2 separate regions of the Homo sapiens genome follow, and region 1 is linked to region 2. Evidence: read pairs that join two places in POLR2A ChIA-PET (ENCODE). Cell type or tissue: PC-9. All regions are shown on one strand. Each heading gives the region's core, and the rest is flanking DNA. Links, peaks and the distances in the headings are about the cores only. Region 1 overlaps ARHGAP32 (Rho GTPase activating protein 32). Region 2 overlaps LOC124902792 (a long non-coding RNA gene).

What was found. ChIA-PET counts read pairs that join two places held together with the same protein. Peaks named below come from ENCODE experiments on the same cell type or tissue, not always from the same donor. Only the 100,000 strongest peaks of a DNase experiment are listed, where the experiment ranks them.
Region 1: POLR2A ChIA-PET joins it to region 2 with 6 read pairs; 1 of 35 experiments calls an interaction of 5 or more read pairs at or near these places.

What each region holds. Positions count from the first base shown.
Region 1 is chr11:129,014,598-129,018,992 of GRCh38, forward strand. All of the region lies in intron 11 of ARHGAP32 (Rho GTPase activating protein 32), which reads right to left. Among named protein-coding and RNA genes, the nearest start is that of TP53AIP1, 74 kb to the left of the region's middle. In PC-9, for the core only: no CTCF peak of the experiment used is centred there; no DNase peak of the experiment used is centred there; H3K27ac peaks cover 152 bases.
Region 2 is chr11:129,731,001-129,735,395 of GRCh38, forward strand. LOC124902792 (a long non-coding RNA gene) reads right to left here. Exons shown (of 2, transcript XR_007062951.1): 1 at 2,018-4,395; 2 at 1-1,925. Among named protein-coding and RNA genes, the nearest start is that of TMEM45B, 83 kb to the right of the region's middle. In PC-9, for the core only: no CTCF peak of the experiment used is centred there; DNase peaks (open chromatin) are centred at 601 and 2,111; H3K4me3 peaks cover 348 bases; H3K27ac peaks cover 2,942 bases.

The sequences.
Region 1 (4,395 bases), core at 119-4,118, 720 kb before region 2:
AAAATTCACAACGTCAAGGAGACAAAATTAGAATGTAGTAGTGGGAATATATTAATACCTGTGCAGATTGTTCTGATTAAACCAAAGGTATAATAAGGTATGACTGTAATGTTTAACATGTCCAGTGGATTTTTACAGATTGTATATAATATCCTGTCTTTTATTCAAAGTTCCCAAACAGATTAGATAACCACTGGGTAGAAATTTAAGTGAGGAGAATACAAATACAGGCAACTGGATTACATAATGTTTAAGGTTCTCTTATAATCTCACAAATTCTATCATTCTCAGTCTCTGTTGCATACCTTAAAGTACTTTATGTTAAACAGATATTAAAAGATTTGAATTTTAATTTAAAATTCCATAAATTGCTTTTATTTAAAGCACGACAATATATCTATTCACGCTAATGAATATGAAGAAAGAATTTTTCTCTAGACAACTATCAAATCCATTTAATGAACTAAAAATGTTCTGAAAATTCTGCTCTTCAAAAGAAAATATAACAAATGTTAAGAATTGGAAAAAAGTGCTGAAACAAAACTCCTATTGTATTATACCTAGTTTTAACCTGACTACTATTTAAAAGCCTACTGGCTTAATGCTTAATCAGCTTTGTATTCACATAAGTCTCTAGAGACCAGTTTTAGGATACACTAACTGGAAAACACGACCAGAAGACACAGGCCTGGGGTATGACTGCCCTGGAAAATCAGGAGCTAACGTACTGATAGAAAGTATTAGAGCCCAATGTCAATGTACTTATTTTTAAAAATTGCTCAATACTTTGATTATACAGAAATATTTAAGAGAATAATATGATAAATATCCATGTCCTCATCATGCAGGTTTTTCAAATCTTAACATTGTGCCACATTATTTCCTCAGATTATTTTCCCTTAAGTATAAAAGATAGAGCTGAAGCCACTGTTTCCGCAATCCTATTCTCCTACAGAGAGAACCTGTATCCTGAATTTAGCATTTATCATTTCCATCCATGTAACGACATACTGTAACGACATGTGTATGTAGCCATAAACAATACTAACATTTTGCATGTTTTTCAAATTCAGAAATGGAATCATCTGATATCAAACTTTCTGCAAAACTGTGTATTCTGAGATTTATCCACGGCACTTGTGGTTCAGTATATCACTTAAACTACATTACAATATTCTCTTTTAAGTATATACCACAACTTATATTTCCATTCTCCTGCTGTCAGAGTTTACAAGTGTTTGTTCTTACAATCCTGACTACACTGTATAATCTGGTAAGTGTCTCCCTGGGCACAAGTGACAGGACTTCTCTGGCACTCACGTTTAGGAGGAAAATTGTTGGGTTATAGAATATGCTACTTTTCAACCATATTTCAACTTTGCTAAAATATTATCTAAAATGATTTATCAATATACACTCTAATTAGATGTATTTTTCAGTCCTCATTCTTCAAATCTTTGTTCTACTTAGCTCTGTCAAATTTCTGAAATTATATTTCACTTTAATACGCATTTCTGTGACTGCTAATCAGAATAGGCATTGTTTTCATATGTTTCATATGGCCATTCAGTTTTCTTCTTCAGTGAAATAACTGATCATATCCTTGCCCATTTTTCTATTTTGTTGTCTTTTTCTTACTGATGAATAAGAATTCTTCACATAATACAGAAATGAATCCTTTACGTATTATAAAGACTGACTCCAAGTCTATGGTTTATCTTTTATTGCACAAATTTTTAAATGTCTTTAGGTACAGAAATCATTCTGTACTTCAAGAGATTTTCCTTATAAGTCATAAACATATTGCCCTATTTCTTCTAAAAACTTTTGCTTTTTCATGTTTTTTAGGGAGAGATATATACTTTTTTCCATATGTATAATCAACTATTCTGCCATCTTTAATCGAATAACCTTTTTATCACTGAATTGTAAGACTGATTCTATCTTACGTGAAAAATGCATATAGCATGTAAGACGTCTGTTTCTGAGTTGTCTCATTTCTCTCTATCAATACCTCACTTTCTTAATTTGTAAGTCTTAACTGGAAAGATGAGTCCCTTCATTCACTATTATTTTCTAAAACTGCCTTATTTTTAGCCATTTCCCATTTCACATAAATTTTAGAATCAGCTTGTCAAATTAGAAGGAGAAAAAAAACTTTTTGGAATCTCATTGAAGCTGCACTGAATTATAGATTATTTTGGAGGACAGACTTCTTTATGATACTGAGCTTTCTTTTCCATGAACATAATAGATCTCTCCACTTATTTACAATTTGCTTATGTCCTTCAATAAATTGTTCAAATTTCCTTTCATAAAAGTCTTACGAACTTTTGTTGTAGATAGTCTTAGGAACTTTATGACTTTCTTGATGTTATAAAATGGTGTTTTCTAAATTACATTTTCTAATCATTTATTATTGGTGTACAGAAATGCAATTAGCATGGTTGCAAAGGGTAGACTCAGGAGTCAGACCTCTGGGGTTCCAATCTTGCCTCTGCAGCTCCTAACGGTATGATTATGGAGAAATATTTAAATTCTCAGTATTTCATTTTCCTCATCTATGAAAAAGTTTAGGCCAGGCATGGTGGCTCATGCCTGTAATCCCAGCACTTTGGGAGGCCAAGGCGGGCAGATCACAAGGTCAGGAGTTCGAGACCAGCCTGGCCAACATGGCGAAAACCTGTCTCTACTAAAAATACAAAAATTAGCCGGGTGTGGTGGCGGGCACCTGTAATCGCAGCTACTCAGCAGGCAGGAGAATCATTTGAACCTGGAGGCGGAGGCTGCAGTGAGCTGAGATCGTGCCATTGCATTCCAGCCTAGGTGACAAGAGCAAGACCCGGTCTCAAAAAAAAAAAAAAAGAAAAAGAAAAAAAAAGTTTAAAATAATAACTACTGAACAGCATTATTGTGAGAATTAAATGAGTTAAAATTATAAAGCACTTAGTGCTAGACAGAAAAACTTAATAAATGTGCTATTGTTATTTTTGTATTATTTATCTTTTATTCAGCAACCTTGCTGAACTCTGTTATTATTTCTTAAAATTTGACTGTAGAATCATCTGGATTTATAAATCTGCAAATAATACACATTTGATTCTTCCCTTCCAATCCTTTTAATTCTTTTTGTCTAACTTCACTGGACCTCCAATAAATGCCTCTCTTGTTCCTGACTTTAAATAGATTATTTCTTATGTTTCACCATTAAGAATAAAATTCACTTGGGTTTGTTGGGTAGAAACCTTAAATATACAGAAATTACCTATCCCCAATTGCTAAGATATATAAAAGGAACAAGTGTTGACCTTTATCAAATGATTTCTCTCCATCTATTAAGCTGATATTTTAGTTTGTCTTGTTTAAGTTTTGAATGAGGTACACTAAATTTGTAACTACTTTCTTTTCTTGCTTCTGACTTTGTTTTTTATTATTATTTTTATTTATTTATTTATTACTATACTTGAAGTTCTGGGATACAAGTGCAGAACGTGCAGAAGGCTTGCTTTTATGCTTTTATATTTTTAAATACTTTTATACTCCTACTTTCCTTGTATCCTTTGCAGTGACATAAATGAGTGCAATAGACTTGAAAAGGCAAGTGGCAATTTAAAAAAATAACAGCCTTAAGCCAGGGCAAAGTTCCGTCTTAGCAACTGTAATAAATGTAAGAATACTGTAAACATATTAGATGTGAACTTCTAGTAAAGGAAGACAAACACAGAAGAACTGTATTGGGTGAAAGCACCAAGAAAGAATGGAAAAACAACAATAGGCATCAGCAAATACCTTAAATAGCAGCAAAGAAAAATGACATCGATTTACAGTTAGAGTCTTAAGTAAGTAGTTGAAGTGAACTGTGTACTTAGTATTTTCAAATTTATTAAAAGGAATATTGCCAAGAGTTGTAAAACTAAACTTATCTTTAGCAAGCATTGTTATATGACCCAAAAGGATCTTTAGGCAACTGAGAAAGTTTCTGAAAAACTTTAGTTCGCATTCATCTTGGGAAATATGTGATATGAATCTTACTCAGTCTATAGCCTTGATTATATCAGTTAAATTAGTGTAAGCTTAACCAACAAAGCTTTTATTTACAAATAACTGGACTCAAATTAATCTGTGATTCACTAGAGTAATAACTCTACAAATCTTTTAAATAAAAATTTGTAGGTAGTTGGGCAAGATTTCAATATGCAATGTAAATATTAAAGGAACTGAACAAATACTTTTTCCAATAATACAGAAATATTACAAGTATTCTATAGAAAAATATACCCTTTTGAAACTTTTCCTTTTTATAACACAAAAAGACTTTAACATAAATAAGGCTTTCATATCATTATGACTAATGATATAAAAGTTCTTTAAGCCAATGACTAAAAATACACATGA
Region 2 (4,395 bases), core at 295-4,294:
GGTGATAGGTCCGCATATTGGAATCTCTTCCGCATGGAGATCCAGCAATGCCTCACACAGTTTCATTGCCCGGCACACTGGTCTTTGGGTCAGCAGCCTTCAGCTTCAGAGGATTTCCAGTAGAAAGTGAGAATAAACTTGCAACAAGAATGCAGAAGCTCCCGGAAAGAAATATGCACTGACAACCAGAGAGAATGACTTGGAAGGATAAAAAGCAGCTTTAGGAAAGCACTCAAGGAAAAAACGCCAAGAAAAAGCCGAGCAGAAATATCCCTCGCGTCCCACAAAGAACTCTGTGCTGTATTCCCCAAGGACACTTCAGGACCCTCCGGGTACCTGAGTTCCAGAGACTTCTGGCAGAAGGACCTCCAGTCTCAAGGTCACTTAACACGTTGCCTCAGAAGCCACTCTCCTGTGCGACCCCTAGCCCGCCAGGGTTTTCTCTATTGGCTGGCTCCGTTCGCTCTCCACACAGGTCATGAACAGAACTGACCTCCCTGACTCAGCAGCTCTGACAACATCTCTGCTCCAGAAGGTCAGGTTCCCTGGCAAGCACCAGCACCCTGGCCACGCCTGATGTCAAGAGAGAATGATGCATCCTCCTGAATGGTTTGGGCTGAATTGGGAGACCAAGCCCTTGTCAGTCAAATGCCAACAGGGCAGTTCTGAACCTGCCGGGCTGGGTGAGTCATCACCTTCATAAAACAAAATACCCCAATAATTAATACAGAACAAATTAATTAAAGGAAGTGAGACCATTGCAGCACCCACTGTGAACGGATGATAATTATTTGCAAACACAGGGAGAGGCTCAGTAAGCATCCAGACTCCTGCTTCACTGGCAACGAACTAAGCCCTGAAATCCCACGCATCTAAAGGTCAGGAGGAAACGCAGAGCAGAACCCACCCAGCCAACTGCGAGACTGAAGCAGGTGAGGCCACAGCCCAGGCTTAGCCCTTTGCCTGATCATTTCACCTGCATAAAAATTTCCAGCACCTCTGTCCCTCAGTCATTTACAATTCCAATCCCTCAGAGGAATAACCACAAGCTTCTCCCTACATTTTTAACAGGAGAAGTGAACGTAAAGGGACACTAATCTTACAGAAGCCACGCGTCACTTCAGCTGAGGCCTCCCCACCTTTCCAAGCAGTGTCCTAGCCCTGGGCGACTACCCTCGTTCTCAGACGTAGATCCACCAGTGTCTGGACCAGATCCGAACGGCCTTGAATGAAATGCCCTGTTTACAGATGATTGGAAACGGGAACTATGTCTAACGTGTACTTAATCTGCTCTGTTTTTCCCCTTTTACCATATCCTTCACCTTCTCACATATTACATACATCACTGTACGTATTCATTGGCTCTGCTCTCTCTCTACCCAGGTCATAAGAACAGACGCCCCTGCAACAGCAGGAGGTTAGATTTCTTGACAAGCACTGGCTCCCTGGCCACACCTGGCATCAAGAGAGAGGGATGCGTCCTCCCGAATGGATTGGGCTAAATTTGGGGGTGAAGTCCTTCAAAAGAGTCAAAATATTACATTTATTGTTTGTCAGCTCTCACTATAATGAAACCTCCGCAAGAGAAGGGCTCTTTATTTTATTAACAGATTTATTCCGTGAACCTATTACAGTGCCTGGCACCTAGTAGACACTCAGTACATATTTCATCCAATAAGTCAATGAATAAGGTTATGGCAATCATTTTTCCAGAGTACACCCTGTAAGTTCTATAGAATTTTAAGGGTGCAGCAGCAGCATCAACAGCACCTCCATTTCCTGTCTGTATCACTGCTACACCTATTGCAGTGGGAACTATTGGGAAGGGGAGGAGAGAGGAGAAGGCTCCAGCAACAGTACCAGAGCAGCCAGTGTACAGTCTAAGTCTGGGAGATTGCTTGGTGTCCTTGTGAACTTGCTAGAGCCTGGGAAAGGTAAGAACAGACAGTCGGTCAGATCTGAGTGTGTGACTGCACCAAGCTCTGGGCAGTTCTAGAGTTACAGGACATGAACTCACACCTCCCCGGAGAATCCTAAGACCACATCTCCAGCAAACTCAGGCCCCAGGCACTCTGAGCATAGACCAGCTAATCTTGCACTCCAGCAATGCGGTAAGCAGCATGTCCAGCACCTGGTGGAAAACGCTTTGTTAGAATCCTGGTCACTGGCCCTCTGACACAACACCCCTCCTGGTCTCCAGTTCTCTGAGTGCCTCTGGGCCACCCCTGAGGCCAGAAGCAACAAAACCAGTTCTCCTGCTGGGAGAAGAACACTCACCTCCTCCCAATTCAAGAATCTGAGTGGCAAACTTGCTCTGCCACTATTTTGAGTGGAAACAGCTGGGCTGCAAAAGAAATCAACAGATCACAGATGAAAGTGCATCTTAAATGGAGTCAGAGACTTTCACCACCATTCCCTGGTAATAGACACCATCACATTACTCCAGGTCCCTGGTTACAGCCAACTGGATTTCATCTCTCTTCAATGAGGCTGAAAGTGCCAGAGGATTTTAGTCGTGAAGCACACAGGACTCCTGAGGTGGGGCAGTCGGTCTGTAGGTTACCTATCCACACAGGTACAGCAGTCGGATTCGGTGGAGGAGGAAGTTCCAGTGGAAACAAGTATCTCTCCACATTATCTGTATTGCTTGAGGGGAACAGGTTACTCATTTTGCTCACTTCTCAGTGAAGTCGTAGGTTTGCAAACCCAGTCTGACACCCAATGATCTCGCAGTTCCCTCCGACTGTCTCCACACCATTTCAGTCCACATCATCTCGCGCCTGGAAGATTACGACCACCTCTAACAGCTGTCCCAGCCTACAGTCACGTTCCCTCGCAATCCATTCACCACTTCAGCTGAAAGAGCTCCTCCAGGTCCCTCCCTTAAAGCCTTTCAGGGGTTTCTATGGAGACTGAACTTCCATGAGGAGTTCCATCTCCTTAAGACGATCCAACCCCTCCCAACCACTTTAGCCTTGTTTCTTACCCAATCCTCCATCTCTCACTCAACAAAAGAGCCAGACTCAACTTCTCCCCAACTCCCAAGATGCCACACCTCCATCCCCTCCAGGTCTCCCAGCACAGCGACACCCCACTCATGCCTCCTCCTCTTTCCCCCCCCGCTGCCTTCAACTCTCTTCACTAACCTCTACATACCCTTCTAGGCGGCTGCCTTCAGAGGGCATCTCCGGCCCCTAGACTACATATACTCATCTGTCTGAAAGTAGCTGGCCATGCCCCTCATCCCACCCTATGGCAACGTCCTTGGCCATGACTGGCTTTGCGTGTGGCTGAGAACCCACCCCGGTCTGTCTTCTTTGTTTCACCAACACCCAACACATTCCCAGATCAATAAATGTTTGCTGAATGAAAACATAAACTTATTTTTGAGACAGCTATGAATCTCCACCATTCCACCATCTCCCCAAAACTCTTCCCTAAGATTAGCCTTAGAACTAAAGACTACGTGAGCCTAGAACTAAGGGTCGTACCTGGCACCCTCCTTTTGTTCAATCTCACTAGACTAGTTTAGCTATTCTGCTCTTTCCCCTGTGGAATGTCTGCTGTGGCCACTTTTCCTGATCTCTGTATTAGCTCCACCACAGATTGGTTCCCTAGACAGAAAATTCCATTCCACCTAAGAACTCAGATTCCCAGAAACATTGGAAATGCTGAAGAATTGGCTACGTAACTTTTCAGGACTGCGGGGAGGCCTCGCACACCCCCTAAAGGTGGCATTTAATACCTTCATAAAATCATCTGGGCCTCTTCCTGGTGCCAGCCCTCAATCGCCAGACTTCCTGGCATTCAGTGCCAGTGCATCTGGAAGAAGTGTTAGGCATCCCCTAGCCCAGCGGCCTGCATTTACAGATGAAAAGCTGAGACCTAAAGATGTCATGTGACCTGACAATGGTTGCATGGAGCAAGTCTGAACTCAATTGGACGCCCTAGTTCTGCTGGGAAACATGAATGGCCTTTCAAAATCCCATGGGCTTTCCATAAAATACCAACATCTCTCTCATGCTTTCTGACGGGGGACCCATAGTCAGAACAGGTCTAGGGCCCTCCAATGTCCGTAAGATCCTGAAGAGAAGAGGTGGTGGGAATACTAGTCTGTTGTGCCCTGTCCTTCCCAGCCACCCCTGGTGTTCTAAATCCACTCCACCATAAATTCAAAGTGGGTTGGCCAGGTCACACCTCTGGGGCATGGACCCAGATCTGCTGTCTTTCTTCTCTAACAGAGGTGAAGAATTCTGATTGTCATCAATGAGTTTGTTTTACAGCCAAGGAAACAGAGGCCTAAGGTGATCTCTGTTTCATGGCAACACTCAGGAACTCTATTCCTGAATCTCTTTCGCACAATTGTGCAAGGTGAGGTAGTGTTGCAAAACGTTG